Regions from separate parts of the Homo sapiens genome. Here all the other regions are linked to region 1. A link is a loop called in an ENCODE intact Hi-C map of the cell type or tissue named here. Cell type or tissue: A673. All regions are shown on one strand. Links, peaks and the distances in the headings refer to the core of each region. The heading gives the core; the rest is flanking DNA. Region 1 has its middle 74 kb from the start of DUSP6. Region 2 has its middle 140 kb from the start of LINC02458. Region 3 has its middle 130 kb from the start of LINC02458.

Region 1 (10,336 bases), core at 3,270-8,269:
TCTTCCTTTATGTGTAACCTAACAACCATTAGTTTATCTCAGGCACATTTTAATAGATGTCTAAAAACCTAAAGAAAAAATACTTTTTCAATAATCAGATTTAAGGAACATTTCTCAAAAAGAACCACAAAGTATTGTATTACTTATTATATTTTGAAGATTGATTTTGACTTTTTTTATACTACCAACAAGAACAAAATCTCCATTAAAATATGTGTAAAATATTTTTTCACCATCTTATCATTTTTTTCATGATTGTCTTCCAGTCATCTGTTTTGTGTTCCCATTTTACTTTGCTAAAGGTAATTTTATATAGGCTTTTCTGAATGATGCACCCACTTTAAAATCTGGGTGCATATTTGCATGAAAGCATTTACAGAAAATAAAGACAATCCTATGATGGGTAGAAATCACTGAGATCTTTAATAAAAACAGTGCGGTTTCTTAAGAGAGTGATTCGTTGCCAAATTAGAAAGAGATGGGGTTGTATCTAACATGAATGCGTTCTATGCTGAGAGTATTGAGAAGAAATGGTACTCATCAAGTTCTAACAGTGTTTAGAAACTAGAGGTAAGCCCCACTGTTTCCCAGGAAGTGCAGTAGTTTAAATGAAAACTCCTCCATACTGCTGGGACTTAATTCACCACACATGGTGGAGAATGTGAGCTAAAGAACTCAGTGGAATACATTCAGTTCCTCTAAGTGAGAAGTCATCCAACTTAAACAGGAAAGAGCAAAATGTGAATGCTAGAGGATGGAACAAAATTGTTGTAATTTCTAAGGTGAAAATACTTACCTTTGTATTTTCTTTAGATTTTCATATAGAGATGGAAAAAGCAACAAAGGACAACTGAAAAAATTGCACTTAAAGTAAAACAGGGAAAAGTTTAAAAATAGAACTATGACAATTAAATGGAAAAATGATTCCTGAAATTTTATTTTTTATAATTAATGCTTAGTTCAATTAGCAATGATGGGTATGTTTTGCTTAGTGCGCATTAACCACGTAAAACCCTCATGTAACCATAATATTCATCAATCACGACTATGCTGTTAGATTTATAATCAAATTAGCTGTTTAATTAAAAAACATGAGTGTTTTTCATTGGGTGATATTAGCATTCTGAAATGGTGTTAATAGGCCTGGAGAAACAAAACATTTAAAAAAGAGATTCAAATGAGAATAGCAAAAGCTAATAAAGTGTTAAGGTGACAAAAAACTACTCATACAGAATAATCTACTACTATGATGGAGGTTTTATAGATGCAAGATACATATTCACACATATATTTAACATTTTTCCCTTTGGTAGGTAGAAGATGAAGTAGAATACCAACATAAGAGCAATATGACTGGTTTCCAGTCTTTGATCTGCCACTAGTTTGTGACCATAGGAAAACCATCTTAACTTTTTTTCTGAACCTCTGTTGTTTTCATTTAAAAGAATGGAGAAGTGTTACAGCTCTTTTAAAATTTATCTAACAGGTTTTCTGTTTTTTAACTAGAAAACTCCCCATGGGAAAAAAAAATAGCGAGGAATCATATTTTCCCAGACAATTTCTTATGAGAGCCAGATAAGATTATGCATATCAGCTCATGGTAAAAGGCAGTAAACCAATATCAATTAAGAAATAATTTAGGGTTGGGTGCAGTGGCTCACACCTGTAATCCCAGCACTTTGGAAGGCTCAAGAGGGTGGGTTACTTGAGCCCAGGAGTTTGAGACCAGCCTGGGCAACAAGGCGAAACCTTTTCTCTACAAAAAATACAAAAATTAGCCAGGTGTGGTGGTGTGCACCTGTAGTCCCAGTGACCTGGTAGGCTGAGGTGGGAGGATGACCTGAGCCTGGGAGGTTGAGGCTGCAATGGGCCGTGATCGCGCCACTGCACTCCAGTCCGCCTTTCTTTTTGGGTCTCAGTGATCTATTGAAAACTCTGTTGTTCATATTGTCCTTTCCAAAAGATGGTGACTAAATCATTTAAGTTAGACAGCCAAGATTTAGCTCTGAGAACTAATTTTGGCTTATTGTACTCAACATATTTAAGACTGTCAGCAGTTTTTGTTCTCTCCAATGTTTAATAAGGTCAGGAGTTTAAAAAGAGAGCAATTTTCTTGATAAAGTTTTTCCTTCTTTTCCCTTTGGGAAACATCACTGTGCCTAACTGCTTTAATGCTGAAGTTGGCAGGGCTTGCAGGTTGGGAGCAAACAATAAAAAGTCCCTCGCTGAGACAGACTGTATGGAATGAATGCCCTGGGGAACTATACCCCTGCCCAACCCCCTCTGACCCCCCCAACTCAAAGGCCAGATGGGCTCTAGACAAACCCTGGGAGTGTGGGCAGTCTGGGGTAGTGGAGGCCAGCTGCTGTTCTAGGAAATTCCCTCTCTGAAAGACACATGGGAACCCTGTTTTGGTATCCAGAACAGTGCTGAAATGGTCAGAAATAGGACTAAAGTTGGTGGACTTTGCGTATGTACAGACAGAAACATCCTGCTTTCCAAAGAGCTGAACGCTGAGGGTCATTTATCTGTGGGATTCAGGGTACACTAAAGGTTTCTAGTTGAATTGGTTCTCATAACTTTTGTTGCATGTCTTACCTTTATGAAAAAGGCCTTTTCCAACAAGCTTATTTCATTGAAGTGTTATTGTCAGTCAGCTGAGCACGATGGAATGAATTTTGTTTGTTGTAAGGGCAAAGAAGCAGGCTAAAGAGGATGTGGTGAAAGATTCTACTTCCTGTCTATTCAAAGGATGTGAATAGACAGTTTACATAACAGAAAATTCAGTAGGCTCACATATGGTAAATCATACAGCTTTGTTTGCAAATAACAAAATACACATTAAAAAAGTTATAGCGTCTTTGAAAACCTATTAAACTCACAAAAATAAACAGAACCCCAAAATTCAATTATTTCTTGTGAGCAATGTGTCCAGGTTGTATGCTATGGTGAAAAGAATGCTGCATTTGGAATGCGAAGACTTAAATGTAACACAAACTGTGAGCAAGTTATTTACTTTTCTGAAGCTCAATTATTTTCTCATCTATAAAGGGTGGATAATAATATCTATCAACCTTATGAAGTTTATAACAGATTCATATAGGTGAATGGAAGAAATTTTCAAATGGCAAAGCACTGTATAAATATGTTTTTGTGTTTTTAATCAACAAATTAATAAGAGAAGTGACAAATTTTAGTTACTTATCCTTTTCAGAAGCATGTGGAATACAATTTATGAATGCACTAATTGTGTTTAGCAATTTCCCTTTTAGACACTGATGATGAACTAGCTAAATAAACCGTCTCAAAATGTGGGAATTACTTTTTAAAAATTACAATGTTGTGGGCTCTATCAGTACACTGACATTAAACTCAGATTTCACTGAGTTTATTTTGTTGGGTGATTTCATCAATGTTAACATAATTTAATCCACAAAATAATCATAAGTGGTAGATGTTATTCTTTCCATTTTAAAAATAGGAAACTAAAAGTCACCCAAGTTCTTAGTTGACTGATGCTTACATAAAATGATATTGAGTTGAAAAAAACTAAAAACAAAATGGTGTATGTGCATTTTACTTAACATTATATATGAATATGAGGACCTTAATGAATGGAAGACAATTTGAAGAAATACAAATATTTAGACCTAAGTACCTAAACACTTTTTATCTTAATTCTTTTTTAATTCTAAGAAAAAAGTGATTTTGTATCCTGGAACTTTGCTGAAATTGTTTGTGACAACTAGGAGTCTTTTGGAGGAATCTTTAGGGTTTTTTAGATATAGAATCATATTGCCAGAGAATAGGGATAAATTGACTTTCTCTTTTCCTATTTGGATGTCTTTCATCTCTTTCTCTTGCCAGATTGCTCTGGCTAGGACTTCCAGTACTATGTTGAATAAGAGTGGACATCTTTGTTTTGTTGTGGTTCCCATTACTGGTGAACTGAATTTTTAAAAATGTGCTATATATACACCATGGAGTACTATGCAGCAATAAAAAAGAATAAAATCATGTCCTTTGCAGCATCATGGTTGCAGCTGAAGGCCATTATTTTAAGTGAATTAATGCAGGAACAGAAAATCAAATACCGCACGTTCTAACTTGTAAGAGGGAGCTAAACAATCAGTACACATGAGCATAAAAATGAAAACAGACACTGGGGACTCGAAAAACAGTGGAGGGGGAAAGGGTTGGAAAACTACTTATTGGGTACTACGTTTACTATTTGGGTGATTGGTTAAATAAAAGCCTATACCCAGCATTACACAACGTATCTATGTAATAAACCTACAAATGTACCTCCTGAATCTAAAATTTAAAAAACATTCTGAGAAAAAAAATAATATCCTCCCAGGAAATTTTGTTGGTATGATTAAAACAAAACAAAGCACCATTACCCAAGGGAAAATCAGTTTAAAAATCATTTAAACTCTGAAAGATACTATTATAACTTAATAACAAACGAATCTTAGTACAAACAGAGACACTATGACCCAAACCAACGCTTGGGGGCAAGGGGAGTTCAGACTATAACCTCACTAAAAACTATAAGAAAAATGGCACTGATGAATAATAACTCACTTATCATCCCCCAACAAAGACAGGAACACAACCCCGGGGCATTTTCCTGTGTCAATTAACAGTTAATATGTTATCTGCTCAGTGACATTAAGATGTGATTCTCAAAACCTTTTACAAAGACATTGGCTTTGATGAGTGACAGACAACAAGCCCCGGCAGGCTGGTGAAAGGAAATTCAATTATATCGCTTCTAAATTGTGCATCCTCTGGGTTTAACTCAGAGATGCAAATACCAAAGAATAAAACTCGACCCTAGATTTCCTTTCGGAAATGCTGAGTGATTTCACAATTTTGTCCTTGCTAGAGAGGGGCATGCTTCTGGGCAATCAGGTGGTACAACCCGCAGGACAGTGAATGCCGTTGAATAAGGAGTGTGAGGGCTGGCATTTACTGTTTAAGAGGCATTTCAAAGAGTGGCAAATCACTTAGGGCCTCGATAATTCTACACATAATAGAACAAGGGTAGAGATGGCTTTTGTCTATGAAATAATTCAAGAAACAGCTGTTTTCCTTATTTATTCAAGTAGACTGGTTTCCAAGATTGGGGTTCATGCATCTCAGAGATTGGCTACAGACAATCATCTGGGGTCTAGAGAGAAAATACCAGAACTATTATATTATTTATTTTTGTCTGAAAATGTAAGAAAGAGATTAAGCTTCCTAGCACGTATGGAACGGCCTAGTGCTGACATACCCCAGCACTCTTTGTAGGTCTGTATTTTAGACTGTCTTGTATCTTGAACAGTGTGGGAGTTTGCCTGAGAGGGAAATGGAGTTCCACAAGGTGGAGGTAGGGAGGGGACCATTAGTTCCACCTTTTTATTGGCTTTCAGAGTTTCAAAGTAGGGCTTAGTAAGTGGCTTTACAGATTACACTATCTCGTTTTAACGAAATGTATGCTCACCACATAGACAAGTAGCTAGAAAATGGCTCTTGCAGAGAAACTGCAGATTTAAAAAACCTAATAATGTAAGAACAAATGTACAATTCCATCGTAGAGGTGGCTTTTTGCTTACTTTGCCATGTGACAAGAGAAAAGCAATGAGCGAGCCAGATCTATTAAGAATTAACATAACTTTTTTTTCATTGATCAAGAATATTATTGAGCATGTGGATTCACACAATTGTTAATGAGGGTCCTCACTCCAAGTTTCTATTTATATTGAGTATTCTGTGGCTTTGGTACTTACCTCTTTCAGCTATGATAGCTCTGTGTGTTTGCTGGGGCTGCTATAACAAGGTGCCACAGACTGGGTGGTTTAAACAAAAGAAATTTATTTCCTTACAGTTCTGGAGGCTGGAAGTCTGAGATCATGTTGTCAGCATGATTTTTTCTTCTGTGGCTTCTCTTCCTGGATTGTAGATGGCCACTGTCACCCTCTGTCTTCATGTGGTCTTTCCTCTGTGTGCATGCATGTCTGTGTCCAAATTTCCTCTTTATAAGGAAACCAGTCATATCGGATTAGGGCCCATTCTAAAGACCTTATTTTAACGTAATTAACTCCTTAAAACCTTATTTCCAAATATGTTTTCATTCTGAGTTACTGAGGATTAAAATGTTAACATGCAAATTTGTGGGCGGGGGATGGGGGCAGAAAATTTAGCCCATTACAATGGCCATTAACATTGCCTATTAAACTAAACTTATAAACAGACTTTTAAATCACTAATCACAATTTTAACGCAGGACTTTAAAAAGAATCATATTTTGAAAAGTTTTGTGCCAATAATGAATACAAATTATTAAAACGTATTCTATTCCATCGTGACCTCATCCTTTAGAAACTTTTGGTTTAGATGTATGTTCTATAATAGAATAATATATTGCCATTAATTCCTTAATTTAACAGACACCTATGAAGTGCTTGTCAAGTGCAGGTACTCTGTTTTAGGCACCTGAGATGCATCAGGGAAAAAATTTGCCCTCGTGGAGCTTACATTCTAGTAGGCAAGAGACTGATGATGAATCATAGCACAATAGTTAAGACTGAAGGACTTATCTCTAGCTGCTAGGAGTGTTGCCAAATGACAGCCCTCGTCTGTTAGCCCTCTTTGGGAATTGCCTTTGGATGAAGAGAGCTACCTCATGAAAGGTCATGTACTCTTGCCAGCACAGCCTGCATCCAAAGTCTGGTCACTCCAGAGGTAAAAAGGTCCACATGACTGGAACCATCTGGGTAGCTCTGAAGGGCCATCCTAGTTGGAGAGCTCCCTGTGGGGTTGGTTGAGAACTTTCTTCAGACTCAATCATAGCCCAACACTTTCCCTGAGGGTTACTCATATTATATTTATCATATTATATTATTATATTATGTTATATTATTATTCTATATTATATTACATTACATTACATTCTAATGTTTTACTGTCTTATTAACTGTTTGTCTCCCTTACTAGAAGCAACCTCCGTGAGAGCAGGTACTTAGTCTCCTTTGTTCACTGCTCTGCCCACAGCTCCCAGAACAATGCCTGGAAAGTATTAGTTCTCTAATAAATATTTGTTAAATCAGTGAACAAATCTGCAAAGTGAGAATAAAAGTAGGACTGACCTTACAAGACTAAATTGTGATAATCCATGTGCAGTCTTAATGCAGTGCTTGGCTTTGCAATAAGTGCTTTAAAAAAGTTGGTAATTATTATGCTTATTTCAAAGATGACTTTATCATTTCCTATTTTTAAAAAGCCAGTATTTCAACTCTATTTGTTCAGGTGTTAATTAATTAGACCTTTATTGCCAAGCACTACTTTAGGAGCTGGAGCTACAAAAAGTGTAAGAAACATCCGCTGCCCTTAAAGAGGATCCAGTTCACTTGCAGGGTCACAGGTAACATGTCATTAGTTATTTCATATTTTTCCACTTAGAAGCTAGCTTCTTTTGCATATTCTTTCCTTTTCCAAATACTCTAAGATGTGAATCTTATTACCTGTTTTCCAGTGACTTTTTTCTTCTTCAATTATTTGGGCAATACTTTCCAACTGAAATACATTCATGTCAATCACTGGGCAACAGCTCGTTCAAAATTAGACAAAATGATTTTCTTGTTTCAATGGATATCATCAAATCTTTTAATCTGATGGTTGATTATTGTTATTATTGATACTAAATCAGTTAGGACACCTGGAGAGGATTTTACTTGCTAACCTTTTGGGCGAAATCTCTTTTGACTAAAAGATTCCAAAGATTCCACCAGAACTTTGCCATCTACTCATTCTTGAAGACTTACTTTAGGCATTCCCTCATCCAGGAAGGGTTCCCAGATTAAATTAGCTACTTTCTACTCTGGCCTCACTATACCCACTGGAAGGTTAAGCCATCATTGCACTTGGCACATGTTATTTGAAATTCTTCTTTTGTTTTTATTATTATTATTATTATTATTATTATTATTATTATTTTTGTAGACATGGGGTTTTGCTATGTTGCCCAGGCTGGTCTCGAACTCCTGTCCTCAGTGATTCTCTCAACTTGGCCTCCCAAAGTATTGGGATTACAGGTGTGAGCCGCCACACTCCGTCAGTGGAGTTCTGCTTTTGAATCTGTCTTCTTTACTAGCCCAGAAGCTCCTCTAGGATCTGAAGTACCTGCTCTCATGGAGGTTGCTTCTAGTAAGTGAGACAGTTAATAAGACAGTATAACATTAGAATGTAATGTAATGTAATATAACATAGCATAACAATATATTATATAAATTTTCATTGTGTCTCCTACACCTATCACAATGCCTGGCAATTAATCAGAATTATAATAATAGGTAACTCAACTCTTGCTTTGCAGGCAGGCATTGTTGTTCCTTATAAATCCTTATCCTGACCTTCTGAAGTAGGTACTATGATCATCTCCATTTTACAGATGAAAGAAGCGAGGTCCAGAGATCTTAAATAACTTGGCAAGATGAACCAGCTAGTAGTTATCCAGATAGAATTTGGACACAGATAATATGGTCGTGGAGCCCACATTCTTAAACCTTATGCCCTATGCATGAATGCATTTTGAATTGAACTACACATATAATTGTTTTACATAAGGAAAGAACATGACTGGAAACTTTAACTGCAATTTAAGCTTAGCTTTTCTTAAGTTTAGAAGCTTCTGTAAGTAGGACTCAGTTCTCAGAAGTAGAGCTTTTATATTTTCTGGTTTAAAAGTAGAAGATTCTATGGCTTACTGATGTCCTTCTATGTTGCTATAATCTTCTGAAAAAAGGTAACCTGTGTTTAGTCTTGGTTTTGCCCCATATCCTGGGACAATATCCATATTCACAAATAATAATAATATGAACCAACATCTAGTGAACATTCACAATATAACCTGGCCAGAGACACACAGCTGGTCAGTGGTGAGACAGAAATTTGAATCGACACCATTCACTGCTTTGAGCCACTGAGCCATCCTGCTTCAGACAGGACCTTACTCTGTTTACTCTGCCTAAGACTTGTAGCTCAGCAACCAGAAATGAGACCATGCTCCCTCATGTTGTGGCCTTTTTTCTTTCCCTGTCTGGAACCCCAGTTCTTCTGAGACTGAAGTCTAGATCTTAGTCACTGCAGTTGGTGATCCAGTACATTTTCTTGCTGGTCACTTTTTACTAGGACTCCCAATAACTGCCAATTGTTAGACCTCTGCTTCTCTTAGTATTCCTGTTGCCTATGTATCCTTGATGCATGGATATAGCTTTAGAGATTGTATTAGGTCTGAGAAGGACCCCAAACATCGCCTGTTAACAACTACTTGGCTGATACTTTACCACATTCCTGCTAAGTGGTTATGTGGCCATTCTTGAAGAAACTTTTTCCATCTTTTTTTTTTTTTAATTAAAAAAATTTTTGGAGGGGTACATAGTAGGTGTACATATTTATGGGGTACATGAGAGGTTTTGATACAGGCATGCCATGTGAAATAAGCACATCATGGAGAATGAGGTATCTATCCCCACAAGCATTTATCCTTTGAGTTACAAATAATTTAATTATATGCTTTAAGTTATTTAAAAATGTACAATTGAGTTATTTGACTATAGTAAGCCTGTTGTGCTATCAAATAGTAGGTCTTATTCATTCTTTCTATTGTTTTGTACCCATTAACCATTCTCACCCCCCCGCTACCCCCAGTACTCCACTACCCATGGACATAAAGAGTAGAAGAATACTTATTCTGTCTTCTGCTTATTCTGCTAGAACGTTCTATGTTGAAGTGTACTCTTGCCCCATATAACTTCTACTCCTTGGTTTGGTTCTATTAATACTTATCATACAAATCCTGATTCATCTTCTTAGTAAGAGGCTTTATAACATTGAAAAACAATGCTATGTTCTTATGAGTGTTCTTGATATTCCCTTGTCATTTTTCTTATTAGATATTGTTTCAAGTCTCATCACTCTGAGCATGCACGAAAGGGGAGAGAATGTCCTTTGAAGTCAGACACATCCAGCTTTGAATCCTAGCTCCACCACTTACTGGATTTATGTGTTTCAGTTTCGTTTTTCTTTCTCATTTGTAAAATGTTGATAATTACACACAGTTTAAGGCAAGTTGTGAAGATTAATTAAAGAGGTGAAATATAACACTTGATGCAGTGCAGACACTCTAATAAATGGCATTTGCTGTTATTTTTATTATCATTATACTTTTTAAAAGAGGGGTTTAAAGAACCAAAACTGATACCATATTCAGATGTGATCTGATCATCCCTAAGTAGAGTGAGACTCTCAACCTATGATAAGGATGATACTAATACTTAAAAGAGTGGCT
Region 2 (10,336 bases), core at 3,672-8,671, 120 kb after region 1:
TTTTCTTGATCGATCCCGAAGAAGTCAGGCTGATTTGGCGATAAGATCCTTTGTCTGTGCTAGTTGGGTTGAAGAATAATCATGGTGGCCCTGCCTCCAGGACATTGCAAAAGTTTTGATGTGTCAATGAAGTTAATTTTCTCTGTGTATGTGATTGAAAGTCCTTTTTAGGATCCTGTTAGACCCAAATATTCCATCGCCTGTATTTACGTCAGTGGTTTATTGGTGTGGAATTTTTTAATGGCTCTCTGGGACAGACTTACACTCTGAGCTCTGTAGAGCTCAGAGAAATGTTTATTTCAGCCATCCACCTTTCAAAAGGGAGAGACTTGGAGGAAAATACAAATTTGAAAATTTATTGTTTCGAATGTGAATCTGTGAGGAAAATGGAAATGTAATTTCTAAATGAAATAACAGCAAAGCAAAATATTGATGTATACTAGGTAGCCACAGCCATCTCTGACTGTGAATACTTTTTCTTGGAGATTGTAATATCTGATGCCAGATACACACATGTTTTACACTTATTCAGCAGTTAAAGGTAAGAGGTTGTGAAACTCTAAATAAGCCAGGAAAAAAAAAAAGAGGCAAAGGGCTGAGTCTGAGTGAGTAAGGGAAGATAAATCAGATGAGATTGCATGTTGATGACACTCCCTAGTGTTGCTCAACAGCAATATCTGACAAACAGCAAGAGAAAAAGGAAACATTTTGGCAGAGTCAGCCACCCCCAGCAACCCTCTTCAAAACCCTGCTAAGAAATCCCCACCACTGGATGAGTTATTTCCTCTTTCTGCAGTATGAGTACAATGGGAAAAAAAATAGGCCCTAGAGCTGAAATATTGAAGTTAGGAAACAGTGGCATGAGTAACAACACAGAAATGAATTAGACAGGCCTAGAGGCACAGATCTTCCATCTAGAGGGCTCGAGTTTTGAAGTCCGTTTTGGTACAGTGGGTATTTGGACCATCTTTCAAGACTGTTATGATGTTTTGTTTATGACCATCCTTTTTACTCTTCACTTTGCTTATTAGCTCCTCCCGCCTGGAATCAAAAGGAACTGTACCTCCCTCAACCCCTGTGTAGCCCCACCAGAATCGCTTTGGAAGTGCTTATGCTTTCTTCAAAGCCCAACTGAAGTCCATTTTCCTCCAAGAAGCTGTCTAAGCTCTTCTAGTTCAGAATTAGCCTCTTTCTCTTTTCTTCTCTTAATGAATATCTTTAGTCTTTTATTAAATTGGTCACAGTGCCCTTTATCTGCAAGTTATTTATACATTTTTTTTGTCTTCTCTATTGAGTTAAAAAACCTCCTGAGAGCAAAGGCCTTGTCATTAACATTTTTATGCTTCCTATACCATTTACTTGGTGATAAGAGGGCTGTAATAAGCCAATGTAATAAGTCATTATTGACTTAAAGTATAAACTCTTAATAAATATAATAAGGATTAATAGGTTCCTAGTCAAAAGTACCTTAACTGTGTTTTTTGCAGATAGAACAGATCAGTCTCTATTTTGTTTTATAGAATGCTGATGAAATAAACTAAGCTATTTTTTAAAAAATCCCAGGGAAGCAAGTTTTTATTTTTATTTTTATTTTAGAACTGTTTGATTAAAAGGTAAAAGAATTTCTCCACCTATCTTTGAGTTCCTTGGAGACACAAGACCATGTACTTGTCCTGTTGGCATCAGGTTAGAGTTATGGTAGGTTCTAGAACATTTTAATTTTTACCCTCTTACTAGAGAAACCTGCTATTTAAACAGAGTTCCATTTCTTAAAAAATAAGCAGACTAACTTTCACCAAACGCTACAGTTTTCTCCCTTCATCCTCCTTCCCAAGCCTCTCAAATGTGTCATTTACGCCTATTGGCTATACTTGCGAAATTGTGCTTCCCTTTCCTAACTCTTTGCATTAACTGGCTTTGATCTTCATCACCCTCCAGAAGCAGTTCTCTAAAAGGTCAATAGTGGCATTCTTTTTGTCAAAATCTCTATAGCATCTATAGTTGATAGCCTGATCTTTGTGACTCCCTGCTGTCTTGGCTTTCACATTTCTCTGTTTTTTTTTTTTCTAGGGGGTAGGATAACTAATTTGTGAAACACACATGTCCGTATGTCTGTTTGCGCTATTGGTATATTTGAAGCTCATCACAATTCTCTGAGGCAGGGGTCATTCTTGTATACTATCACTTGAGTATAGATTTTTTGGTTTTGTCTCATTGGTCAATCACTTTGTAGAGGTAGGCTGGTTGAAAATTCACTGAGAGTGGAATCCATGCACTCCACCTCTTCTCCATCACCCACAGTGCCTGACACAGCAAATATTTTCAGACTTAATAAATATTTGTTGACTGATTGTAGTTGAAAGTGCTCAGGTCTTGAAATAGAAGAACAACATGAACATTGACCAGATTTTGGTTGAATTTCTCTGTTTTTCAAAGTGCTGGCAGAAAACTCCTTTCATAAACCATCTTAAAGGAAAAATGACTCCTTCATAAGATCATATTTGACACTAATTTAGAAAACCATTAGCAACTGTCACAGGTAGGTCAGAGCAGGCTTCCCTCCAATGACAGGAGAACCTCTCAGCTGGAAGTGATCGAACCCTGAGGTCTCCATCTGAATTAAATCAGGGTGATTATATTTATTATCTGCTCTCGGCATCTTTGCCAAGTTTCTGAGTCAGATGCACTGAATTTGTACTTTCTGTCTGACACGCAGATATCTTATCCCTCATTTCCATGTGAGATTAAGACTGGCCCCGGGTGAAATGAGAGCATGGGGGCGGTGCTGGTGAAGTTAGTCTGTGTGTCACCCTCTCCATTTCCTCTTACACTCCCTTTATCCCCTTTCAGTTCCTCCTTTCCCACCAGGTGCCAGAGGGGTTATGCTTCCCCATAGTCTTTCTTGGCATTGGGGAAGTGATGGGAACTAACTTTTTTTTTTAAGTGTCTACTATGAAGCACATTATTGGGCATTCTTGAGTCATTGCTTAAGTTTTTAGTCCCTTTGCCTCCATGAGACAGCTTTTTATTATTTGGGTATCACAGAGATTGAAACTGAGGCTTTGAAAGGGTAGAAAACATGTCCAAATCACACAGCTTATAAATACAAAGGTGGGATTTAAGATCTGCCTGTCTGACTCCAAAACATCTGGGCTCCTGATATTGTACAAGGTCAGCTCCTCAGAGGAAAGGGATGAGATAAAATTATTTCCCATGGAGAGCTTTGTAACTTATGGTAGAAGGAGACGTTCTTTTCCAATAGAGTTTCAGCAAATTTGCTATGGTGAGAGGACTGGAACATTTAGGGCGGTGGAGGCTGTATTTTATCTGTGTATAAGACTAATTTCGGGCAGGATCCTCTCATGCTAATATGTGTCTCATAGCATTGCAGTTGATCTCTTCAACTGAGCATCTTTAGCTACCTGAGGTGCATTACTTAGCATTCATCACTTAAAGACTTTTTTTTTCTTTGACAGATGTTCTTTCATTACTCCTGGGAAAATAAATTTAGTGGGCTAAGCCCTTCATTTTAATCAAAGGAAAAGCCTAATTTAAAGCAAGGGGCAAACTCTGCCATCAGCACTAAGTTAATTAACCATGGTTATGTGTGCATAGGGTTCAGAAGAATCCCTCTGCACTTGTTGATGTCATAGAGCTCAACTATGACTTGCTTGATGATGCAGGCTTGCAGGTTTTTAGATGCTTCTCTGGGGCAAGGACCATGGCTGGAGCAGTGAATGGTTCCTCGTTACCCAAGAAAAATTTATGTACATAAAATACTTATATACATAAAGTTCCTGAAAATGAATCCACTTATAATATTTTAAGAATAATGAAAATAAAGGGGATTGGGCCTATATCTTCAAAGGGAAACTAAATCTCATAATTTGTTTATTATTATATTTAAATTAGGTTAAATTATACTTAGCACTTTAAGGAAACAAACACAGATGAATCAAATGCTGATCACTCATTTTTGGCTTAATTGTTGAATAAAAATATATGATAGCAATATGGAAATCCTCATTTAATATATGTATGACTTTGACAATGTGGCCACAATGAGGGTGCTTTTTGAAGTAAGTAAAGTAAGGACTTTGTTAGTTTTCTTAAGGGACTTTTTTTTTTGTTAATTTTCCCAATGACTTTTTTGATTTCTTGAATTGCATTCTATTTTTGTTTTTTTCTTTTGAGACAGGGTCTTACTCTGTCACCCAGGCTGGAGTGCATGGCGGCATCACAGCTCATTGCAACCTCCTGGGCTCAAGCAATACTCCCACCTCAGCCTCCCCAGTAGCCAGGACTACAGGTATGCACCACCATGCCTAGCTAATTTTTGTATTTTTAGTAGAGACTGGGTTGCATTATGTTGGCCGGGCTGGTCTCGAACTCCTGACCTCAAGTGATTTGCCCACCTTGGCCTCCCAAAGTGCTGGAATTACATGCATGAGCCACCGTGACTGGCCCTTAAGGGCCTTTTAAAATCCTTTTTTATTCATATATAGATATATATTTTTTGCCATGCCTATCACATCAGCATCCTTGCTGATTTCCTATTTATTATTCAGTAGGTCTACCTCTGTTAGCTTATTTGGCTTATGCGTGTGTGTGTGTGTGTGTGTGTGTGTGTGTGTGTGTGTGTGTGTGTGTGATCCAACACGTTTTTCAACATTACTGTTAGCCTTATGAAATCCTACAAGTTTTGCGATGTTTGCCATTTTGCTTGGCAATCTTTTGGTTTGCCTTTGAATTGTTTGATCTAATGTGTATGACATTCATACCATTGGTTAGAATTGCTAGTGTTGTGATGGGTGGGGATACAAGCCAGTGTTCAGTGGAGGGGGGTAAGTGGTGACTAGTATTATAACAGATCAGTCAGCCCTTTGTGAATATTTTTGTAATACAGTAATTTTGGCTTCCTCAGGCCACCATGTAATTGTTGGATGGTCATAATGCATGTTCAAATAATGACTTCCTGAACTCAAATGTTTGAATTACATGGAACTGACCTTGCCTGGATCTGTTCTCAACCTATAAATGTAGCAGATGTGAGGAGCCCACAGGCTCCTGGCTGCATGCACATAGATCAACTAAATCCTCTTCCAGCCATTTTGGTGTGCATGAATAGAGCTGAAAGCATTCCAGTACTGCTGGAATGTTAAATCTTGAATCCAGAGATCTGCTTGAAGGCTTATAGTTATCTATATTGTGATGCCTTTCAACAGATCTAAGAGGTTGTGTAGTTTTGATTCAAAGTGGGCTAAAGGGTTGGTAAATCTGAATGAAATTTGGGTTTCAGGCCTGTTCTGTTATTGGTATATTATGCTTTTTGAGAGGTATATTATGCTTTATGAGCCTTAGCTTCAGTTGACTTCAATATTGTCATTTTTGTGTCTTTTAATGTCATTTATAATTATATTCTATGTGATTATAACTTAATAAATAAGGACAACTTTTCCTTTCTATAAGTATTTTAGATACAACAGGTCAGTGGAAAAGGACAAACATGCTTGGTAAATCCCTTCTCTTCCCTCTTGACATATGTATGGCCACATGTGTGAATAGCATTATTTGCAAAGCAGAAAAGCATTTTAAAGTAATAATAAATTTTTTTCACAGACAGAGAGAAGAATGACACTTGCTTCTTCTTGATTGCTTCCTTCACACACTGTTAAACATGTTAAACAGGACTTTTTTTTCCTTGCTCCCATCACAGTTGAATGTGGGGTTTTGGGTTGAGGCTGTATTTTACTTCCCACTGCATCACGAGCTCCTTGAGGGCAAAACCCTTGTCTTATTTTGTTTCATCTTCGCACGATCTGACACAGGACTTCATAAATGTTACAATTTTTCTTTAATTGAGGTAGAAATGAAGAACCTGGCTTGGAAGGAAGGAAATGGAAAATGATTATGGTGGAAGTGAAGTGGGTTGTACTAACTTTGCAAGGACAGGAAATAAAGCAAGGTTAATTGGTGGAAGCCAGGACACAGGGCAGGTTCCCTGTGGTATCATATGAAAAGGGCAGAGGGCAAAGTACAATGGCTATTTCGCTGGGAAACAAATAAACAAGCTGAAACATGCTTGCCTGAGCACATGTATACTTGGAGTCTCTGAGCAGTTAGATGCTTTATGCTAGTGACAAGGTCGTAAACCCACCTGCATAGTCTCTGAGGTTTTTTTAATTTGTGCTCATTCAAAAGTGCTTCCTAATAGGAAATGGCACTTTCTAAACAGTGTCAATGAAGTTTAACCAGTGATTAATACAAAGTGATGGAATCTCCTTAAAATGGAGATTTCCAATTACCAATTAGAAATTTCCAATGACCAACAGAAAAAGGGCAAAAAGGTTTTCTGGAAGCCATGTGTCTGAATGTACTCACAGGCTTGTGAAGAAAGAAGAGCTTAATTAGACAGATGAGCAATTTCCTGAAAAGGCACATGCAGGCATTGGATTAAATCTCATTTCCTCCAAAAGAAGTATGATAACTATGATGATTAGCAACTCACTGTTTTGGGGCTTAGCCATCCTCCAGTTTATTTTCACTCAGTGGGAGTAAAGGAAGGTGATGCCACTGCTTTTGGGTTAAGTTCTCTTAGTCATGAATTTTGGATTTTTCTGAAGCAGAATGTGTGTTAAATTGAGCTCCAGATCATCTGAGCGTGGGATGCTATCTTACTGCTTGCCCTTGGTTAAGCTGCAATAATTTTGGCCAGAAGAATGTTCTAAGTCATCTCTCTGCTTTCAGTGGCTCAGGAAACAGAAACTAATTTTTATTTAAATCAATCCAAACCTGATTAGGAAAGGAGTTATGAAGCTACTACATGAAAGCATGAAATTCCTGCCAGAGCCAAACACATTCTTTTAAAATATTCTGTTGATTCCTTCCCATTTGGTTTGTCCATGTCACCTTGATCTCTCCATCAGGGCATATAACTAAGACTTTGCTATATTGAAACTTGATCATTTATTTCATCAATATCAAAAAGCTAACATTGACTTGAAAGATCAGAGAGTTGAAGTCCTCCCTGAAGGATATGAGCCTTAGCTTCCATTTCTTAGTGTTTCTGCTTCTTTGAAATAGGGAAGTTTATAGGTCTTACTTAGTTTCCTGGTGCCCACTGGTCTTTTGTTTTCCTGTGTTTTACAAAACTGAGTCACTGAAACCCTTCCTATTTCACCATCGTACAGACATGGTATCATTATTAAGAAAATAAAACTTTGTATTCTTTGTGGGCTGTCAGAAAATCTGGTTATTAAACACCATTATAGGAGACTGATCCAAGATACTTTGTATGTATTTAAACAGTTGGCCAGTGATGAAGAATAGCTATTCTTTTTAGAGTTGTTCTTTCTGTTGTCAAGTTTGGGTCAGTTGGACCAACTGAAATTTAGAAAGATAAATTGAGTACCAGGTTTTATTTAAATATATAAGAAGCTTATTTAAAGAAGAATTGTAAACATGCCCCTTTTCAATCAGAAATTAATTAAGGATTTTCTTTTTAAAGAGTGCTGGGAGTGAAACCTTGGCAAAGGTGAGATTTTGATAACTCCTACACAATACAGTGCAGGCTAGGAAAGAGGAAATAAGCAAATTCCCTAGGTTAGCCACAAAGAGTCAGTCTGATGGGCATTTTACTTGAGTTCATAAAAGGATCCCTTCTACCAAGTAAGCAAGTAAACTTGACACCAGAATTTGAATATATGGAAGTGATTTCTTAAAAATGTTCTTCTGGTGTTTTGAGAAGTTTGAGTCCAACAAAATTATCTTGGATATCATGTAATACATTTATAAAATTCACCATGATAGATTTCATAATGAGGTGAAGTTACTATAAGTATTTTAAATGATTGCAACTGATTTATAATTAGAGGATGAAAGAAGAAACCATGCGAACTCAAATTTTAGTAGAACTAATGCTGACATTCTTCTCCTTTCTATTTCTTCTTCTCTCTATATAACATTATGTGATTGATTTGTTCACTCCCCCTCCAACATAAACACACACAAAATTATTTTAGGGTAAGTGTTGAGGGGAGGTCCAAGCCAGAGTACACAGGTTCTGTCTGACTATTGGATATGTTTTGTCTGCCTCTACAGAGTGTTTAGAAATTTTTAAATGTATCCTCAACACCAAAGCCAAAAATCTAAATTTCTGGCTTCTCTTGAAAAATGAAGAGATCTTGTGTAACTGGGTCTGAAGTTTCTGTGTGGCCTCAAGAGGCTGGAGCTGAGCAGTGGCACTCACATCCCATTTCCAATAGCCATGAACAACAGGCATACTTAGGAAGTACCACAGGTTCTGTTCCAGACCACCATAATAAATTGAGTCACATGAATTTTTTGTTGTCAACAGAGGGCGTAAAATATTCAGTAAACCATGCAGTAAACAGATGTGCTGTCATCAGGCTTTGTTTTTTCATTTATAGAGCACATACAGAGTAGATTTAGCATCATTCTTAAGGACTCTAGGGTTTTCAGAATGGTAATGAGCATTGGCTTCACACTGAAGTTGAAGGGCACATAAAAGTTGTGTTTACACTATAGTCTGTTAAGTGTGCAATAGCATTATATCTAAAAAAATGTATATACCTCAATTTAAAACATTTTATTGCTAAAAGTGCTAACAGTCATCCCAGCCTTCAGCTCATCATAATCTTTTTACTGGTAGAGTGTATTGCCTCAGTGCTGACAGCTGCTGGCTGATAAGGGTGGTGGTTGCTGACGATTGGGGCGGCTGTGGCAATTTCTTAAGAGAATAAAGTTAGGACTTCATGTCTAAAACACCAAAAGCAATGGCAACAAAAGAAAAAATTGACAAATGGGATCTAATTAAACTAAAGAGCTTCTGCACAGCAAAAGAAACTACCATCAGCGTGAACAGGCAACCTACAAAATGGGAGAAAATTTTCGCAACCTACTCATCTGACAAAGGGCTAATATCCAGAATCTACAATGAACTCAAACAAATTTATAAGAAAAAAACAAACAACCCCATCAAAAAGTGGGCAAAGGATATGAAGAGACACTTTTCAAAATAAGACTTTTATGCAGCCAAAAGATACATGAAAAAATGCTCATCATCACTGCTCATCAGAAAAACGCATATCAAAACCACAATGAGATACCATCTCACACCATTTAGAATGGCGATCATTAAAAAGTCAGGAAACAACAGATGCTGGAGAGGATGTGGAGAAATAGGAACACTTTTACACTGTTGGTGGGACTGTAAACTAGTTCAACCATTGTGGAAGACAGTGTGGCGATTCATCAGGGATCTAGAACTAGAAATACCATTTGACCCAGCCATCCCATTACTGGGTATATACCCAAAGGACTATAAATTGTGCTGCTATAAAGACACATACACACATATGTTTATTGCAGCACTATTCACAATACAAAGACTTGGAACCAACCCAAATGTCCAACAACAATAGACTGGATTAAGAAAATGTGGCACATATACACTATGGAATACTATGCAGCCATAAAAAATGATGAGTTCATGTCCTTTGTAGGGACATGGATGAGATTGGAAATCATCATTCTCAGTAAACTATCGCAAGAACAAAAAACCAAACACCGCATATTCTCACTCATAGGTGGGAATTGAACAATGAGATCACATGGACACAGGAAGGGGAACATCACACTCTGGGGACTGTTGTGGGGTGGGGGGAAGGGGGAGGGATAGCTTTAGGAGATATACATAATGCTAAATGACGAGTTAATGGGTGCAGCACACCAGCATGGCACATGTATACATATGTAACTAACCTGCACATTGTGCACATGTACCCTAAAACTTAAAGTATAATAATAATAAAATTAAATTAAAAAAAAAAGACAGTAAAGTTTGCCACATGGATTGACTCTTCCTTTCATGAAAAATTTCTCTGTAGAATGCTCTGATGTTTGATAGCATTTTACCCACAATAGAACTTGTTTTAAAATTGGAGTCAATCCTCTCAAACTCTGCTGCTGTTTTTCAACTACATTTATGGAATATTCTAAATTCTTTGTTGTCATTTTCAACAATGTCCACCACTTCTTGACCAGGAGTAGATTCCATCTCAAGATACCACTGTCTTTGCTCATCCATTGTAGGCAACTTGTCATCCTTTCAAGTTTTATCATGAGATTGCAACAGTTCACTCACATCTTCAAACTCCACTTCTAATTCTAGCTCTCTTGCTATTCCACCACATCTACAGTTACTTCCTCTAACCCAAAGACAGTTTAAAGCCTGATAGCCAAGCTACAAGTTAAATCCTTGGACTGGCATTGAGAACTTGTCTTCCCATTTGGTGCTCTTTCCTCTGATCCCCAC
Region 3 (10,336 bases), core at 2,195-7,194, 130 kb after region 1:
CATTTCCCTGATGATTAGTGATGTCACACAAAATTTATTGAATAAGTTTGCCATCTTACGTGGGCATGGTTTGTGGTACCCAAAACAATTACTGTAGTAACATCAGAGATCAGTGATTACAGATGACAACAGAAGATGTAGTAGTAATGAAAAAGTTTGAAATATTGCAAGAATTATCAAAATGTGACACAGAGACACAAAGTAAGCACATTCTGTTGGAGAAATGGCAGCAATAGACTTGCTTGCCACAAACTTTCAATTTGTAAAAAACACATTATCTGCTAAGTGTGATAAAACACCTATATACTCTTTCACATAGTTCTCTAATTTCTCTTTGACATGGGGAGTGAGTTGCCATCTATGATCAAGGTTGAACTCTTGTTTCCTATGGTAAAGTTAGGGTAAAAGTGCAACATTATAAAAATCTGTATCTTTTTCTCCCTTCTTTTTTTTTAAATTTATACTTTAAGTTCTAGGGTACATGTGCACAATGTGCAGGTTTGTTACATAAGTATACATGTGCTGTGTTGCTTTGCTGCACCCATTAACTCATCATTTACATTAGATATTTCTCCTAATGCTATCCCTACCCCTGCCCCCTACCCAACAACAGGCCCCCGTGTGTGATGCTCCCCGCCCTGTGTCCAAGTGTTCTCATTGTTCAGTTCCCACCTATGAGTGAGAATATGTGGTGTTTGGTTTTCTGTCCTTGTGATAGTTTGCTCAGAATGATGGTTTCCAGATTCATCCATGTCCCTGCAAAGGACATGAACTCATCATTTTTTATGGCCACATAATATTCCATGGTGTATATGTGCCACATTTTCTTGATCCAGTCTATCATTGATGGACGTTTGGGTTGGTTCCAAGTTTTTGCTATTGTGAATAGTGCCGCAATAAACATACGTGTGCATGTGTCTTTATAGTAGCATGATTTATAGTCGTTTGGGTATATACCCAGTAAAGGGATGGCTAGGTCAAATGGTATTTCTAGTTCTAGATCCTTGAGGAATCACCACACTGTCTTCCGCAATGGTTAAACTAGTTTACAGTCCCACCAACAGTGTAAAAGTGTTCCTATTTCTCCACATCCTCTCCAGCACCTGTTGTTTCCTGACTTTTTAATGATCGCCATTCTAAATGGTGTGAGATGGTATCTCATTGTGGTTTTGATATGCGTTTTTCTGATGAGCAGTGATGATGAGCATTTTTTCATGTATCTTTTGGCTGCATAAAAGTCTTATTTTGAAAAGTGTCTCTTCATATCCTTTGCCCACTTTTTGATGGGGTTGTTCGTTTTTTTCTTGTAAATTTGTTTAAGTTATTTGTAGATTCTGGATATTAGCCCTTTGTCAGATGGGTAGATTGCAAAAATTTTCTCCTATTCTGTGGGTTGCCTATTCACTCTGATGGTAGTTTCTTTTGCTGTGCAGAAGCTCTTTAGTTTAATTAGATCCCATTTGTCAATTTTGGCTTTTGTTGCTATTGCTTTTGGTGTTTTAGTCATGAAGTCCTTGTCCATACCTATGTCCTGAATGGTATTGCCTAGGTTTTCTTCTAGGGTTTTTATGGTTTTAGGTCTAACATTTAAGTCTTTAACCCATCTTGAATTAATTTTTGTATAAGGTGTAAGGAAGGGATCCAGTTTCAGCTTTCTACATATGGCTAGCCAGTTTTCCCAGTGCCATTTATTAAATAGGGAATCCTTTCCTCACTTCTTGTTTTTGTCAGGTTTGTCAAAGATCAGATGGTTGTAGATGTGTGGTGTTATTTCTGAGAGTTCTGTTCTGTTCCATTGGTCTATATCTCTGTTTTGGTCCCAGTACTATGCTGCTTTGGTTACTGTTGCCTTGTAGTATAGTTTGAAGTCAGGTAGCGTGATGCCTCCAGCTTTGTTCTTTTTGCTTAGGATTGTCTTGGCAATGCAGGCTCCTTTTTGGTTCCATATGAACTTTTAAGTGTTTTTTTTTCAATTCTGTGAAGAAAGTCATTGGTAGCTTGATGGGGTTGGCACTGAATCTATATATTACCTTGGGCAGTATGGCCATTTTCATGATATTGATTCTTCCTATCCATGAGCATGAAATGTTCTTCCATTTGTTTGTGTCCTCTTTTATTTCATTCAGCAGTGGTTTGTAGTTCTCCTTGAAGAGGTCCTTCACATCCCTTGTAAGTTGTATTCCCAGGTATTTTATTCTCTTTGTAGCAATTGTGAATGGGAGTTCACTCATGATTTGGCTCTCTGTTTGTCTGTTATTGGCGTATAGGAAAGCTTGTGATTTTTGCACATTGATTTTTTTATCCTGAAATTTTGCTGAAATTGCTTATCAGCTTAAAGAGATTTTGGGCTGAGATGATGGGGTGTTCTAAATATACAATCATGTCATCTGCAAACAGGTGTCTCAAGATAATTCTGTCTTCTCAAGCAATGTTACCTAGAATATGCCCTCCTCTCCCTCAATGCTTTTAATTAATTTCTCCTTTTAATAGATCACTATTAGTAGATTGGTTGATATCTTCTAGGCCTTCTTTCTAGATACATAACAAAGACATAAACACACATATATAATGTTTTCGCACTAATTGGAATAAATCGTACATTTTGTTCTACAGTTTAATTTTTGTTCACAATGTATTTTGGGACATGTTTTCATGTCCTACACATGTATGCATATAATTTTGAGAAATAGTCTTGTTGCAGTGTGTATTAATTCATCCATCATGCTGCTGATAAAGAGATACCAAGACTGGACAATTTACAAAATAAAGAGGTTTAATTGGACTTAGAATTCCACATGATTGGGGAGGTCTCACAATCATGGTGGAAGGCAAGGAGGAGCAAGTCACATCTTATGTGGATGGCAGCAGGCAAAGAGAGAGCTTGTGCAGAGAAACTCTTGTTTTTAAAAGAATCGGATCTCTATCGGATAGTGAGAACCATTCACTATCATAAGAACAGCACGGGAAAGACTCGCCCCCATGATTCAATCATCTCACAGTGGGTCCCTCCCAGAACACATGGGACTTATAGGAGCTACAAGACGAGATTTGGTTGGGGACACAGAGCCAAGCCATATCACAGTATACTCCATTTTATAGCTTAATTGCAATTTTTTCAACTATTTCCCTATCTAAGGACATTTAGACTGTTTCCAACTTTTACTAATATAAAAATGATATAAGAAACTGTTGTTCATAGATTTTCATATTTATAACCATAGGATAAATTCCCAGAAGTGGAATTTCTTGGACAAAGAGCATATACATTTTAATTATTTATAGGCATTGTCAACTTGGCCTCCATACATTATACATGAATTTATATTTCCAAATACATTGTAAGAAAATTTCTATTTATGAACACCCTTAGCAAAAGTGAATATAATTAATCTGATAGAAATAAATTTCTCTTAATGTTTTGAATTTTATTTCTTTAATTATTAGTGAGAGATTTTAATATTTTGATCATATAGAATTCTGCTGTGAATTGCCTAAGTCTTCTGTCTTTTTTGTTTTCTTCGGGTTGTTTTCCTTTTACTTCTTTAATTCTTTATATATTTTGAACGTTAATATTTTCTACATTTGGCAAATATGTTCTCCAATTTGTTACTGTGTCACTTGTCAATACACTTTGCCATTCCCTCCTCTTCTGGATTTTTTTCTTTGACCATATCAAGCTGAAGAGATGAACTTGTTTTCTCAAACCTTTGCATCAAATTAAGAGTAAAAACAATAAAAGTAATATCAAATGAGGCAGGCCAACTAAAACAAGAAATAGGTTAGAGAATATTGACTTTCCGCCGGGCATGGTGGCTCATGCCTGTAATCCCAACAGTTTAGGAGGCTGAGATGGGCAGATCACTTGAGGTCAGGAGTTCGAGACCAGCCTGGCCAACATGGTGAAACCCTGTCTCTACTAAAAAATACAAAAATTAGCTAGGCGTGGTAGTGGGCACCTGTAATCCCAGCTACTTGGGAGGCTAAGGCAGGAGAATCGCTTGAACCCAGGAGGCAGAGGTTGCAGTGAGCCAAGATCATGCCACTGCACTCCAGCCTGGGTGACAGAGCAAGACTCCATTGCAAAAAAAAAAAAAAAAAATTGACTTTCATATTGATTCCACTGTTTTTTAGGTTAACTAAATTATTTTGTACTGTTATTTAAATACATAATACAAGGTTGATATGAGGTATTAATAGGTATTTTTGTTTGCTTGTTTTTGGTCTCTCCCTCTCATTTTTATTTCAGTTCTCAATCCTCTTTCTGTTAATCTTTGTCTTTTATACCCAGAAGACTCTGTGGACATGTTTGTTTCACTCCCATGGTCACATTTAATGATATAGAAGTCATTATGAGTAGTTTAGTAAATGAAAAATAGAAAGAAAAACATGAACATATAGGTAATATAGTTGGTATTACAAATTCCACTAACCAAAAAATGTGTATTATGATACTTGCTTTTCGATTTAAAAGGATCTCAAAATAATACATTATATCATAAATATGTAAATATCTTTTCTGTTTTCATGTCTTACTGGGGATAACTGGTTGTTTGCAGGCGAAAGAGCAGCAGACGAGAGGACTTCATCTATGTTAGTGCCTGCTATTGATATACCATATACGTGTACATAGAGTACACTGCCACATTTCATCTTTCTAGCAACCTACTGAGAAATAAATTAAAACTTTCCTAATTTTTACAGGTGAGAGAATCAAGGCTTTGGGATATTAAGTAATTTGTACCAAGTCATATAAAGGGTAAAAATGAGATTTGAATACAGGGTTGAATAGCGCACCACCAAGCAACAGTAAGATCATCTGATAAGGGCTGTGTTTTATTCATTAAACATTTTTTTTGTTTATTTTCGAGACAGTACCTGACATAGGTTCTCAATAGTATTTGTTGCCTGAATACGAATGGAGCTAACATCTATGTTTTTTTCTGGTATACCATGCTGTATTTGGAGAAGGGGTGCTAAACTTGTCTTTTCCTTAATGTTATTATAAAAATGCCTGCCTGCCTGCCTGCCTGCCTTCCTTCCTTCCTTCCTTCCTTCCTTCCTTCCTTCCTTCCTTCCTTCCCTCCTTTCATTTGTCTTTTTCTTTCTTTCTGCCCTCAAACAAATGAGAAAGTCAGGCTTTGATTTGATTTTGATAATTTATAATTTATTGATTGGATTGTTGAAGTTAATGCTGGTTATTAGAGAGACAGGAGTTCTCTTACTCTACTTTTAGACTAATTTTGGCTTAAAACTTTAAACTGACTAAACTGGAGATTTTATGTGCCTTTATTTAAAAACTATGGGTACACCCTACTTATATGAATTAAACCTTTAAAATGAAGTCAATTGTAGGCCACATAAATGTTTCATTTATTCATTCAACAAGAATATGTGTGTTTACTAAGGACTTAACACTGCTGTGCACTCGGGTTATTATATTGAATGTAACATCTGATATAAATGTGAAGTGGATTTCAATAGAAAAAGACTATTGTAATATATCACGATATAAAGTTGAAAAACATTTTCCTTGTCAAAAATGTGTGCCAGAAATCTATAAGTAGTTACCCATTTTGGAAATTTTCCCCATGCAGATACCTCTGATAAAATGCAAATGTCTTAATAATTGAGACAATTGTACCTTCCTAATATCCTTCGTGAAGAGATTAAGGCAACATCCAGATAAAGCAACTGTTCCGACCAAATATTCAATTTAGCTAAATAATTGGTTTTATTTTCCTTTGAGTGGCAGTTGGTTGGCTATTTTTATATCACATTTCATGTAAGTTATTTTTCCTTCATATTCTGAATTTAGTGCTCTGTAAATTTGGCCTTCACTCTGAAAAGAACACAACAACAAAAAGCAAAATAAACAAAAAGCCCAGGAAGACGTAGGCCTTTGAATAGTTTCTTGGCTGTTTGAGCAATTATGCATTTTGAAGTTTCTTGTCCTCTGTATCTTCTGTAGTTATGCACTTAAAGAGGTATACTTATTTGTCGACAGGTGTTGGAATTTTTTTCCTTATAAAAGATAAAAAAACTGGAAGGTGGATATATATTCAATAAATTTGAGAAATGAAGACAAAGTTTTATTTTAATTTATGCCAACCAAAATTAGTGTTTTGTGTTTTATAAAAATACTTCTGAGCATTGCTGAGATTTTCTTTTTGATTTGTAACAGAAAAACAATGAAAACAGGTAGATTGGGACAATAAACCAAATGATCTAAGAGGATTAAAAGATTAATGCCAAACATAGGGAGGCTCTCTGCTCTGTAACCCCAAGGATGTGCAGAGCAGGCCACATTTCTGCAAAATAGAGGCTCTTTCAGAAAATGTTCTTTATCAGTGAGAGTGTAGCTTGCCCTTGACCATTTGGGGCACGTGAGGTAAATAGTTAATGAATGCCTCTATAAGAAACATAATAACATATTACATCTTTCTTACTCTGAAATTCTAGGGCTCTTTCAGTCAGAGGAAGAGAGAATCCTAGTGTTACCCTAAATTTCAAAGTCTGTAATTCCACTCAGAAAATAGAAACCAATTCAATAAGCTACTATCATAATGCCCTGCATTGATGGATCTTAGGTCCTCAATTTCTGTACTAAACAGACTTCTTTTTGTGCTGGAAAGAGTTCATGTTTCATCTTTTATCCTGGTACAACTTCACCATGATTAGCTTAAGGACTAGGTATAGGCTGGGATTCAAACATGTTTATAACATCAAACGGTAGATTTAACAAAAAAGCATTCCATCCTTCGCAGACTGTTTCAATGACTGATATGAATTGAAGCACAGTTGATATAACAGTTTTATAATCACAATGGTGAAAGCATTCCAAATCAACTGGAAAATGGTCAGGCTACTTGCTGCATATGTGTGTGCTATACAAAGAAGCCGAGTTAGGGTGATGTTGATTGTTAAATTAAGAAGTGGGAGAGGCCAGTACACATAGGAAAAGGTACTCAATCTTACTAGCAATTAGAAAAATTAAGTGGAAATGACAATGACATACTGACCAAATTGGCTAAAATTAGGATGTGAAATTGAAAGGAAGCTCAACATTGTTGAGGAAAGCTGAAGATATACCTACCATATGACCCAGCAATTCCAGCAATATATCCTAGAGAACTCTCATACATGGGCCCTGGCTATATGTATAACAAATAAATAAATTTAAATACTAAACAGTAATATAAATGAACAATCACTTACAGGCAACATCATTGGAAATTGTCACAAATGTAAAGTTAACCAAAGGAATTGTGCCACAAAAGAATGCCTACATTATGATTCTGTTCCTATGAAATTAAAAAACAGGTGAAACCAGACTATTGTTTAGGAATGCATACATAAGTAGTAGCACTGCAAAGAAAAGCAAGAAAATGATGAACACAAGTAAAGATAGTGGTTTTCTCCAGGAGAGAGGAACACAGAGCGTGCTTATAGAGTACTGACAATATTCTATTTCTTGACTGGATTGGACTATTTGAATAATTGCCAAAAAGTTCATGTATATTTTATGTAATTTTCTACGTGCATGTTATATGGTGCAGTAAGGAATAGCTCTCTCTCTCTCTCTCTCTCTCTCTCTCTCTCTCTCTCCAAGACCACTGTTCAGGGCATGTGACTATAAAGTGCTTAATATGGTAAAGTGTGCCTGGCAGTTTGAAAGGCAGTTCAGTGCTGGCAACTATAAACAAAATGTGCACTGGATTCAACATGTCTTTGCTTCATGAAACTTCATTGCTTAACTGTGATTCTGGATTGGATTGTAATCACAGCAAAGGTCCCTCTAATAAAATTCTGTTTGATTCAACTAACTTCATTCATTCTCATCACTACCCGCTTAGTCTTATTGCAACTTGGTTTAGGGATTAAAAACCATTAAGCATTAATATCTTAAATGAGAATTGGTTGGGACTGTCTGAGAATTGTTCAGGGCTCTTTTATTTTCATTCCAGGCCTGCCCTCTTTCTAAATGACCTTCAGATTTGTTTTTGTCAGTCTCCTTTTACCTCAAGTGATACAGCCTGTGTTCCAGAGATAGTAGAGAAGAAAATATGTTCAATGATTTTTTATCATCTCTAAACACATGAGCAGAGGAATATCTGAAAAATGTTTTCATCTGACTAATTAGGTTAGAAATCTCAGGAGAACAGTCCTATTTGCTATATTTCTAATGGAAATGTTTCTGTTTCTGGTTGAGAATCTTGCCAGAACAGATTTCTCCTTCAACACTTCCTCTTCAAGTAGGAAAAAAAGAAAGCAACCTTTTCTTTCTTATCATTTGGGAACTATAAACTTGAGTTGTAAGCAACTTACGTACAGGGGCTATGACTTCTTAATATTTTTATGTGCCTATTGTATAGCATGAAGCTGTGCAGAATGCCAGAAAATAAAAGCTTATTGGTGATTATTGACATGTCTTTTTTCCCTCCCTAATTATGCTATTTCAGTGCAGCATTCATAAAGTCCTGTTTTTAGTATAGACAGGTAAGATGGTAGAACCCAGAATATTTTTTTCTTTATCTAGAGCACTTTTTTCAATTTATGGTCCATGAATGTAAGTACTTAGTGAATTGTTCTATTCTCTCATTGCCTTATAATCAGTCTTACTTTCTTAATTGGTAGAGTTCTCTAAAGGAAGAAGCTATTTTTCCTTTGTGTTCTCCAGGGCATTTAAACACAATCCTGAGGATACCAGGCTGGTCTTGAACTCTTGGCCTCAAGCAATCCCCCCCATCTTGGCCTCCCAAAGCGCTGGGATTACAGGCATGAGCCACCATGCCTGGCCAAAGAGGCACTTTTGAAATACACTCAAAACCATGTCTTGAGACTCCTCAGTATGGTCAGCATCAAGTCATAAATTGTGGGAAATGACTGAATTTTTGGTTTCTTCGGAACTCTTTTTTGCAACAGATTGCAATTGCTACTGATAACTGATGGAAATGGCTTACTATTAAAAATAGGGCTTCTATGCAATTTTAAAATGCAATGGCAAAGAAATGCTGGGAATAGAATAATATTATACATAATGACAAGCAGAAAAATTTAAAGAAAGACAGAGAGCCCATGGCAATGAAAGCAAAGTAATTATAGTTTCAGTCTACCGGATTCTTTCCCCCATTGCCCAGTGCCATTTGCATTCCATTAGAAGCTGTAGGTTCTAATCAAGAAAGTAAAGGCCACTATTTGTGAAAGTAAAGGAAAAAGATGCCTCTTTTAGGGCTTCTCTAAAATCCTAGTATCTAGTTTTCAATGTTAACTTTCACTAAAATACTTTAATAGAGTGCAGTGGGGACATGTTGTGTAGAATACAGATCAAGGATTCTTAATATGGTGTCCATGGAAGGAATTCAAAGGCCTTTCGGCTCTTGATGTTGTATATAACACTGGGTCTGTGCATATGCACATTTTGCTGAGCTTTCTGGCCTTCATCTGAAATTCATAACTTCCCTCTCCCACAGCTCCAGTTAAGTGTACTGCTTATAGTTACATCTATTCTGTCCTAGAACCAGCCATATGAGCTTGACTGGACAAGTGAGATTTGAGAAAAGATCCCGCAAAGACTCAAATGGCATTTTGCAAGATGACAGTTCTCACCATGGTTCAATTTAGGAATGTTCAGGGGATCCCTTTCCAGAATTCAAGCATCGTGCTGGAAATACCAGAGGCTATTAATACTGCATGTATTTTTACGCTTATGACTTGGCAAGGGTGTGAGCTGTGACATGCGATCTTCGCAGAGATGATGCTGTGAAGGTTGGCTGGCAACCAGGCAGATGTCTGGGGTTTGGCAGTAATGTGCTCTTCCTCCTCCTTGTAGCTGCAGAATGGTCCAGAGAGTGCATTTGTATTTCCATTTTCTGTACCTCTAGCCCCTTCTATTTTTTAATCTTTATGGAGATATAATAGATATATTATAAAATTCACTTTTTGAAGTGTATAATTAGTGGTTTTTAGTACATACATAGAATTGTGCAACTATAAGCACTATTTAATTTTAAAACCTACTTGTAAAACTGTTGGCTAATTGTTGCTTCTAATAGCTCCATGACAGTGCTATGTTTCATTTATTTATTTTTTATGCCCTGAAATGACCTCTGTAGAAAACTGGCTTAAAAATGTTTTAGAAAGGGTCTCAATAGCATCTAGTGGTTCCATCCCTTTTAGTACCAGGATTATCTTCTTGTGACTCACTGTTTACAGAAAGTGCTAATCAGTTCTTAAATGTAGATGATGTCTCCTAGACCAAAGAAGATATCTGATTGAACCATTTGAATTTGCCATTGTTATCGACTCAAAGCAGTGAATATTTATAATTTTATAAGGT

Evidence for each region. A loop is a pair of places that touch in the nucleus more often than their neighbours do. Peaks named below come from ENCODE experiments on the same cell type or tissue, not always from the same donor. Only the 100,000 strongest peaks of a DNase experiment are listed, where the experiment ranks them.
Region 2: it touches region 1 in a loop (5-fold over the local background); 3 of 110 quality-filtered maps call a loop at or near these places.
Region 3: a loop joins it to region 1, with 10 times the contacts of the local background. A loop is called at or near these places in 2 of 110 quality-filtered maps.

Annotation. Positions count from the first base shown.
Region 1 is chr12:89,273,402-89,283,737 of GRCh38, reverse strand. It overlaps the pseudogene RNU7-120P. Among named protein-coding and RNA genes, the nearest start is that of DUSP6, 74 kb to the left of the region's middle. In A673, for the core only: CTCF peaks have their summits at 4,449 and 5,338 (motif pointing right); a DNase peak (open chromatin) is centred at 4,757; H3K27ac peaks cover 2,738 bases.
Region 2 is chr12:89,153,303-89,163,638 of GRCh38, reverse strand. No RefSeq gene overlaps it. Among named protein-coding and RNA genes, the nearest start is that of LINC02458, 140 kb to the right of the region's middle. RefSeq lists an enhancer at 2,877-2,936. In A673, for the core only: no CTCF peak of the experiment used is centred there; DNase peaks (open chromatin) are centred at 6,488 and 7,078; H3K4me3 peaks cover 459 bases; H3K27ac peaks cover 3,150 bases.
Region 3 is chr12:89,140,154-89,150,489 of GRCh38, reverse strand. No RefSeq gene overlaps it. Among named protein-coding and RNA genes, the nearest start is that of LINC02458, 130 kb to the right of the region's middle. In A673, for the core only: no CTCF peak of the experiment used is centred there; a DNase peak (open chromatin) is centred at 5,059; H3K27ac peaks cover 3,373 bases.